Regions from separate parts of the Homo sapiens genome. Here region 2 is linked to region 1. The links are chromatin contacts, found by Hi-C or POLR2A ChIA-PET in ENCODE. All regions are on one chromosome and are shown on one strand. The core of a region is the stretch at or near the end of the contact, and the rest is flanking DNA. Distances in the headings are between cores, read along the strand shown. Region 1 has its middle 100 kb from the start of FOXN3-AS2. Region 2 has its middle 190 kb from the start of EFCAB11.

What was found. A loop is a pair of places that touch in the nucleus more often than their neighbours do. ChIA-PET counts read pairs that join two places held with the same protein, here RNA polymerase II (POLR2A). Pooled maps may share reads with other maps.
Region 2: a loop to region 1 is called in a map of CD8-positive, alpha-beta T cell, with 3 times the contacts of the local background. The contact joins two enhancer-like sites. A Hi-C loop is called at or near these places in 1 of 168 maps with a recorded cell type or tissue (CD8-positive, alpha-beta T cell), 22 of 37 single-sample maps with no recorded cell type and 14 of 50 pooled maps. POLR2A ChIA-PET finds 5 or more read pairs at or near these places in 3 of 52 experiments (activated CD4-positive, alpha-beta T cell, activated CD4-positive, alpha-beta memory T cell and activated naive CD4-positive, alpha-beta T cell).

What each region holds. Positions count from the first base shown.
Region 1 is chr14:89,679,420-89,682,719 of GRCh38, forward strand. No RefSeq gene overlaps it. Among named protein-coding and RNA genes, the nearest start is that of FOXN3-AS2, 100 kb to the left of the region's middle. Within about 2 kb of position 1,737, at least 8 of the 41 ENCODE cell types and tissues checked have a DNase peak (open chromatin) inside an H3K27ac peak, as active enhancers do.
Region 2 is chr14:89,766,098-89,769,397 of GRCh38, forward strand. No RefSeq gene overlaps it. Among named protein-coding and RNA genes, the nearest start is that of EFCAB11, 190 kb to the right of the region's middle. RefSeq lists enhancers at 1,086-1,355, 2,145-2,194. Within about 2 kb of position 1,819, at least 3 of the 41 ENCODE cell types and tissues checked have a DNase peak (open chromatin) inside an H3K27ac peak, as active enhancers do.

The DNA of each region.
Region 1 (3,300 bases), core at 487-2,986:
TTTTTTTTTTTTTTGAGATGGAGTCTTCCTCTGTTGCCCAGGCTGGAGTGCAGTGGCACAATCTCGGCTCACTGCAACTTCTGCCTCCCAGGTTCAAGCGATCCTCCTACTTCAGCCTCCTGAGTAGCTGGGATTACAGGTGGACGCCGCCACATCTGGCTAATTTTTTGTATTTTTAGTAGAGACGGGGTTTCACCATGTTGGCCAGGCTGGTCTCGAACTCCTGACCTCAAGTGACCCACTCATCTTGGCCTCCCAAAGTGCTGGGATTACAGGCATGAGCCACCTCGCCTGGCCTCTCTTCACTAGTTTTTAATGTGGCTCCTAGAAAATTTTAAATTACATGTGCACAGCTCTGGGCAACATAGGAAAACCCCATATCTACAAAAAAAAATACAAAAATTAGCCAGGCACGGTGGCATGCGCCTATAGTCCCAGCTACTTGGGAGGTTAGGTGGGAGGGTCACTTGAGCCCAGAAGGTTAAGGCTGCAGTGAGTTGAGACTGTGCCACTGCACTCCAGCCTGGGCAACAGAGTGACACCTCGTCTCAAAAGAAAAAAAAAAATTACATGTGTGGCACACACTATATTCTTATTAGGTATCACTGGGCTAGATCATGTCCAATAGAACTTTCTATCTATAGTGATCAAAATGTTCTATATTTATGCTGTCCATCCAGGTAGCCACTGGACACATGCTGGTATTTAACCCTCGAAATGTGGGTAGTCTGAACTGAGATGTGCCATAAGGTAACACACAGCTACTTCGGAGGTTGAGGTGGGAGGACTGTATTCTGAATCAGGTGCTGGAGAAGGCAGAAGAGTATAGGGAATCAAAAGAGATGGGCAAGCTACAAACGCAGCTCAATTTTGCACAGCTCATAAGACAAATTTCATAATGCAATCTCTTCATCTACACTGAGGGTTAGAATGCCAGGAAAATGCATAACAAATGCCCAACGTGTTGTATAGGCAGAGAGGACAACACACCCAAATATTTGAAACCATGAGCTGTAAATCTGAATCTCAAGCACAGTCTCTATTTCCCTCAAACCTTCTCCCTTGGGTAGATAGGATTATGACAGTGTTGAGAAGGTGCTCTGGAATTCTGTGAGAAACACGGGTCAAATTTTTAGTCCTGCTTCCAATATATATGTCCTCCTTCCAGCCCCAGCCAGAAAAAGAACAGTATTGTGCTTGAAAATTTATGTCAGATCACTACCCACCTTGAAATCCAGCACCTTTTTTCAGATGGAGAGCCATAAGGCATAGATTAAGGTATAAGCAGCCCCTGTAAATCAGAAGGATGGCTAAGCCTGGACAGGACTCAGATTTCATTATTTTAATTTCTGGTCTTCAGTTTCTCAAGGAGCTTTAAAAAAAGCAACACAATAATTCAAATACACTCAAGGTTGAAAATGTATTTTTTTTTTTTTTTTTTGCCCATTTCTCAGAGGTAGGCTTGGCTTCTGAAGCTGTCACCAAGGCATCTCATTGAGGGCAACTGCTGCAGCCAGTGGGAAAAAAAGGGTTTGTTTTCAACATTAAAAAAAAAAAAAAAAGTGAAGGGAGGAAGAAATTCATTTTTTCTTCCAAACCTCCAAGCCTTCACTTGGAGGATACCCACTTCATTGGCATCTTCTGGGTTAAGGAGACAAAGGTCATGTTCTGATGAGAAGACTCAGATCGAGCATAAGTTAAGGAAGTTTCCACCACCCACGTCACCTGCAAAACCACCACGTAGGAAGCACACTGTGAACCCCTGAGAGGGAGCGTGGCTGGTACATAAATCCTTGCTTTCTCTGCACGCTCCTTCTGGGACTTTTGCATTCACCGCAGAGAGTGGGAACTGTAAAAATAGACTATATGTTTCTGAAGAAGTGAAAGACTTATTGCATAATGGTGGTAAACTGTGTCTACTAGAACAGAATGACTGTGCATGCAAACATAAAACTCAAAAAATAGCTACCATTCCAGACAAATTTATTTTTTTTAAATATTCAGCCTAAGGAAAAATATGTGGCTCTATGAGTGGAGTAAAAGCTTTGCTCCCTGACATTGGGAAAGTGGAATGACATTAGGTAGTCCAAAAATCTGGCCAACATATGAGGCTAATTCACACTGACCTCTCCTCAGCTGTAAGTTTCAGGTTATTTCTCTCCTCTTTACTTCCTTTTCTCTTTGTAAGACCTACACAAAAATAGAAAGGAAATAATTTGGAAACAGAAAGTATCAATTTTTGCAGAAGCCCTGTAAGGCACAAATCTACCACTTCCTTCCTTCCTTTTCATCCCTAGGAACAAGAAGAATGAGAAAAACATTCAGACAGACACAGCTGTCAAGTAGAAGAAGAGGCGTCTCCTCAGCCCTGGCCTTTGCTCCCTGCCTTCCCCTTTTCCCACTCTCCCTCTTGCGTTTCTGTGGGGACTCTGGATCACTGCTGAACCTGTTCTCCCTTAATAACTTCTCAACTGTGGATTTGCCAATCCATACAACAAATATTTATTAAGCAACTAGAATGTGCAAGCCTGGGCTAGGTACTGGGGGATGGGAGACCACGGCAAGTGAGAAAGAGAGACACAATGATAAACAAGACATGAGAACTTTCTTAAAGGAATTTAAAATCTAGCAAACAGGCTGGGCGTGGTGGCTCACGCCTGTAATCCCAGCACTTTGGGAGGCCAAGGCGAGAGGATGGCTTGAGGCCAGCCAGGAGTTTGAGACCAGCCTGTACAACATAGTGAGACTCTGTCTTTAAATAAAGTTTTTAAAAATTAGCCAGGCGTGGTGGTGCACATCTGTAGTCCCAGCTACTTGGGAGGCTGGAGCAGGAAGATCACTTGAGTCCAGGAGTTTGAGGCTGCAGTGAGCTATGATCATGCCACTGCACTCCAGCCTGGGGAACAGAGACTCTGTCTCCAAAAATTAATAAATAATAAAATAAAATAAAATCTAGGGTTGATACACTGAGTGTATTAAGTGTTATGATAGTGTGTCATGAAACCTGAAAAATGTCCTTAGGAGAGGCCTTGTCTCAGAATGCCTGGAGGTCTCTGTGGGGTACGCCTGGTAGAAGTTGATGTGACTTTTGGGAAGCAGAAATTGTGAGGGAAATGAGACATATAAGATCATTGCCAATTCAGTGCTTCAGGTCAGAGTAGATGAGACAGATTGAGACTACCTGGCTTTTGGCCACATCCCTGAGTCTTAAGGGAAGAGGCCCAAATGGACAAAATCTTTCCATCAGTAGCCTGTCCATTGGGTATCCAGTACCCAAGGTCTCATGGTTCCCTTGCTGGT
Region 2 (3,300 bases), core at 569-3,068, 87 kb after region 1:
AAAATTTGGGAGCTCTAGTACCAAGGCAGAAGGGAAGAACAGGCATTGGGGGCCATCCACAGCTTCTGCCACACCTGCCTCCCCTACTCCAGACACCTGGCATCACCTCTACCCTTCATCTGCCACCTCACCCCCGCTCTGGAGCTGACCGACTCCCACACAGAGCAGTCAGTGAGTTAATGTCCATGGTCATGCTGTAGGACTGCTGCTTGGCACTTCTGTGCCTGCATACCAGAGAATTGTACTTCTGAATCAGTTTCCCTCCCAGCACCCCTCTTCCATGATGGCGGCCTGTCCAGCTCTTGCCAGTGCCCTCTCTATGGAGTCTAGTCTCTCTCTGTCATGCCCTCAATCTCTCCAGACACTGGCTGGGGCCCTTTTCTGATGGACCCACCACCCAGATCCCAGTATCAGGCCACCCAGCTTTCAGGGTCACTTCCTGCCTAGATCTTTGCCTCACCTCTCTCTACCTCTTCACTGAGTTGCTCAAACTACACCTGAACTTGACATGCTTATTAGCTTCTCACCAATGATGACAGTGAGCAAAGTCTTTTTTTTCCTGGAAAGGACTAATTCCAAAAAACCATAATTCTTAGGAGCTATGTATTTTTCTTTCAAAATAAGAACTTGAATCCCAAGAGAAAATGTACACCCTTGTAGTTTAGATCACAAGGGCATGACTTGTCAACTCAGAGAGTGGCCTACAGCCTTGGTTCCATCTCTTGCTAGCTGTGGGACTTAGGCATATAACTTACCATCTCCGAGCTCTGGGTTCCACAACTGGAAAACTATCCTAAGCACAGCACCTACCTTTCAGCACTATAAGGAAGATTATGGAAGATTAAATGAGGTACACTGCCCGGTGCATGGCAAGCACAAAGTAAAGTTACTTATAATAATAATTGATTTATAATAACATGAATTTTAAATATCAGTAAATTGGCACTGATTTTTTAGTTGCTAAAATGTTACTGCCTGGGCTTTTGTGAGAAGTAGTTCAGTGCAGTCAGCGTTTCAATTTTTCATTCTGAAATCTTGTCTAACTCCTTACTTCCTCCTTTCCCTGGTGGACTCAAGCAGTGGAGGTCCCAGTGTGCCTTACACCTGAGGAGGTGTGGTGTGTACATCAAAATCAAGCCTGCTTCCTTTTGGTAAATAGTTACACCACACCAGGCGAGGGCCTGCCTACTCCAGTGTGGCCGATGTATTTTTCCAAACCCATAATCAACCCAGAGATCATTGGCCCAACCACATCTGCTGCCCTTGATATTACATCTTGGAGTGGCAGTTGAGGGCCTGGCCAAGTAGAGAACTTGTCTTTTGGGGATGAAGTAGCATTCTCCCCCAACTCTCACTTTCTTTTCTACACGTGGATTTCTTTCTGAGTCTCATTTTATCTTTGTCTTTTTGGCTTTCTTTGTCTACACAATTGTTTTATTTATTTATTTGCCCCATCCCCCTACTTTTTTTGCAATGGGGTCTCTATGTTGCCCAGAAGCATCTGGAACACCTGGGCTCAAGCGATCCTCCCATCTCAGCCTCCCAAGTAGCTGGGACTACAGGCCCGAGTTACCACATGCAGCCCCACGATTGTTCCTTTTTACATATTAAATAACCTATGCTTAATTTAGAAAATGCAAAAAATGAAAAGATGGGGAAAAAAACCAAACACGTAACTCCTGCACCTTGGTGTGTACCCATCCAGAACACTACACATGCACACAATTTTTGTTTTCTCGGAAATAAAATCATATGAGCTAGACCAGTGGTTCTCAATCAGGGTGATTTTTCCCCCACAGAAGACATTCAGCAATGTCTGCAGACATTTTAGGTTGTCAAAACTGGGGCAGGTGGTGATACTGGCATCTAGTGGTTGAGGCCAGAGATACTGCTAAACATCCTAAAACGCACAGGCCAGCCCTCAACAACAACAAATTACCTAGCCCCAAATGTCAAAAGGCCCAAGGTTAGGAAACTCTGGTCTAGACCACGGTTAAGCAAACTACTGCCCTCCTGGTTGGCTACCTGTTTTTATAAATAAAGTTTTATTAGAACACGGAGATGTCCATTCATTTCTATGTCATCTATGGCTGCTTTGACTTACAACGCAAGTGAGCAGTTGTAACAGAAACTGTGTGGTCACAAGTCCTAAAATAAATATGAGCCACATATGAAATTTCAAGTTTTTCTAGTAGCCACATTTTTTTAAAGTACAAAAAAAGCAGGGGAAATTAATGTTAGTAATATGCCCCAAATATTATCATTTCAACCTTGAATCAACATAAAAATTAATGAAATATTGTTATATTCTTTTATTTCCATATTAAGTCTTCACTTACAGCACTTCTCAATTCAGACTAGTCACATTTTTTTTTTTTTTTTTGAGACGGAGTTTTGCTCTCATTGCCCAGGCTAGAGTGCAGTGGCACAATCTCAGCTTACCACAACCTCCTCCTCTCAGGTTCAAGCGATTCTCCTGCCTCAGCCTCCCGAGTAGCTGGGATTACAGGCACGTGCCACCACGCCCGGCTAATTTTGTATTTTTAGTAGAGACTGGGTTTCTCCATGTTGGTCAGGCTGGTCTCGAATTCCGACCTTAGGTGGTCCACCCACCTCAGCCTCCCAAAGTGCTGGGATTATAGGCATGAGCCACTGTGCCTGGCCCAGACTAGTCACATTTTAAGTGCTCACGTTGCTGGTGGCTATTGTATTACACAATGCAGGTCTACACTGCATTTTTCACTAAACTGCTTTTTTAAATTATTTTACTTTTAATTTTATTTTATATATATTTTTGAGACGAAGTTTCACTCTTGTCACCCAGGCTGGAGGGCAGTGGCGCGATCTCGGCTCACCACAATCTCTGCCTCCTGGGTTCAAATGATTCTCCTGCCTCAGCCGCCCTAGCAGCTGGAACTACAGGTGCATACCACCACACCCGGCTAATTTTTTTTTTATTTTTAGTAAAGACAGGGTTTCACTACGTTGGCCAGGCTGGTCTCGAACTCCTGACCTCAAGTGGTCCCCCTGCCTCGGCTTCCCAAAGTGCTGGGATTATAGGTGTGAGCCACTGTGCCCTGCCACTAAAAAAAAAAAGTGCTGCTTTTTTTACTTAATGGAAATAAAAGTCTTCTCATGTCCACCATATATTTTTATATCTCTTTTAAAGCGTTCAACTTTTTTAAAAGATTCCAATTTTCTGGATGTTTATATTGCTTCTGAGTTTCACAATTATGAACGATTCTGCCACGAACATTCTTAGATAAAGCTTTTTCACCTCATCTGTAATTATTTCCTTAG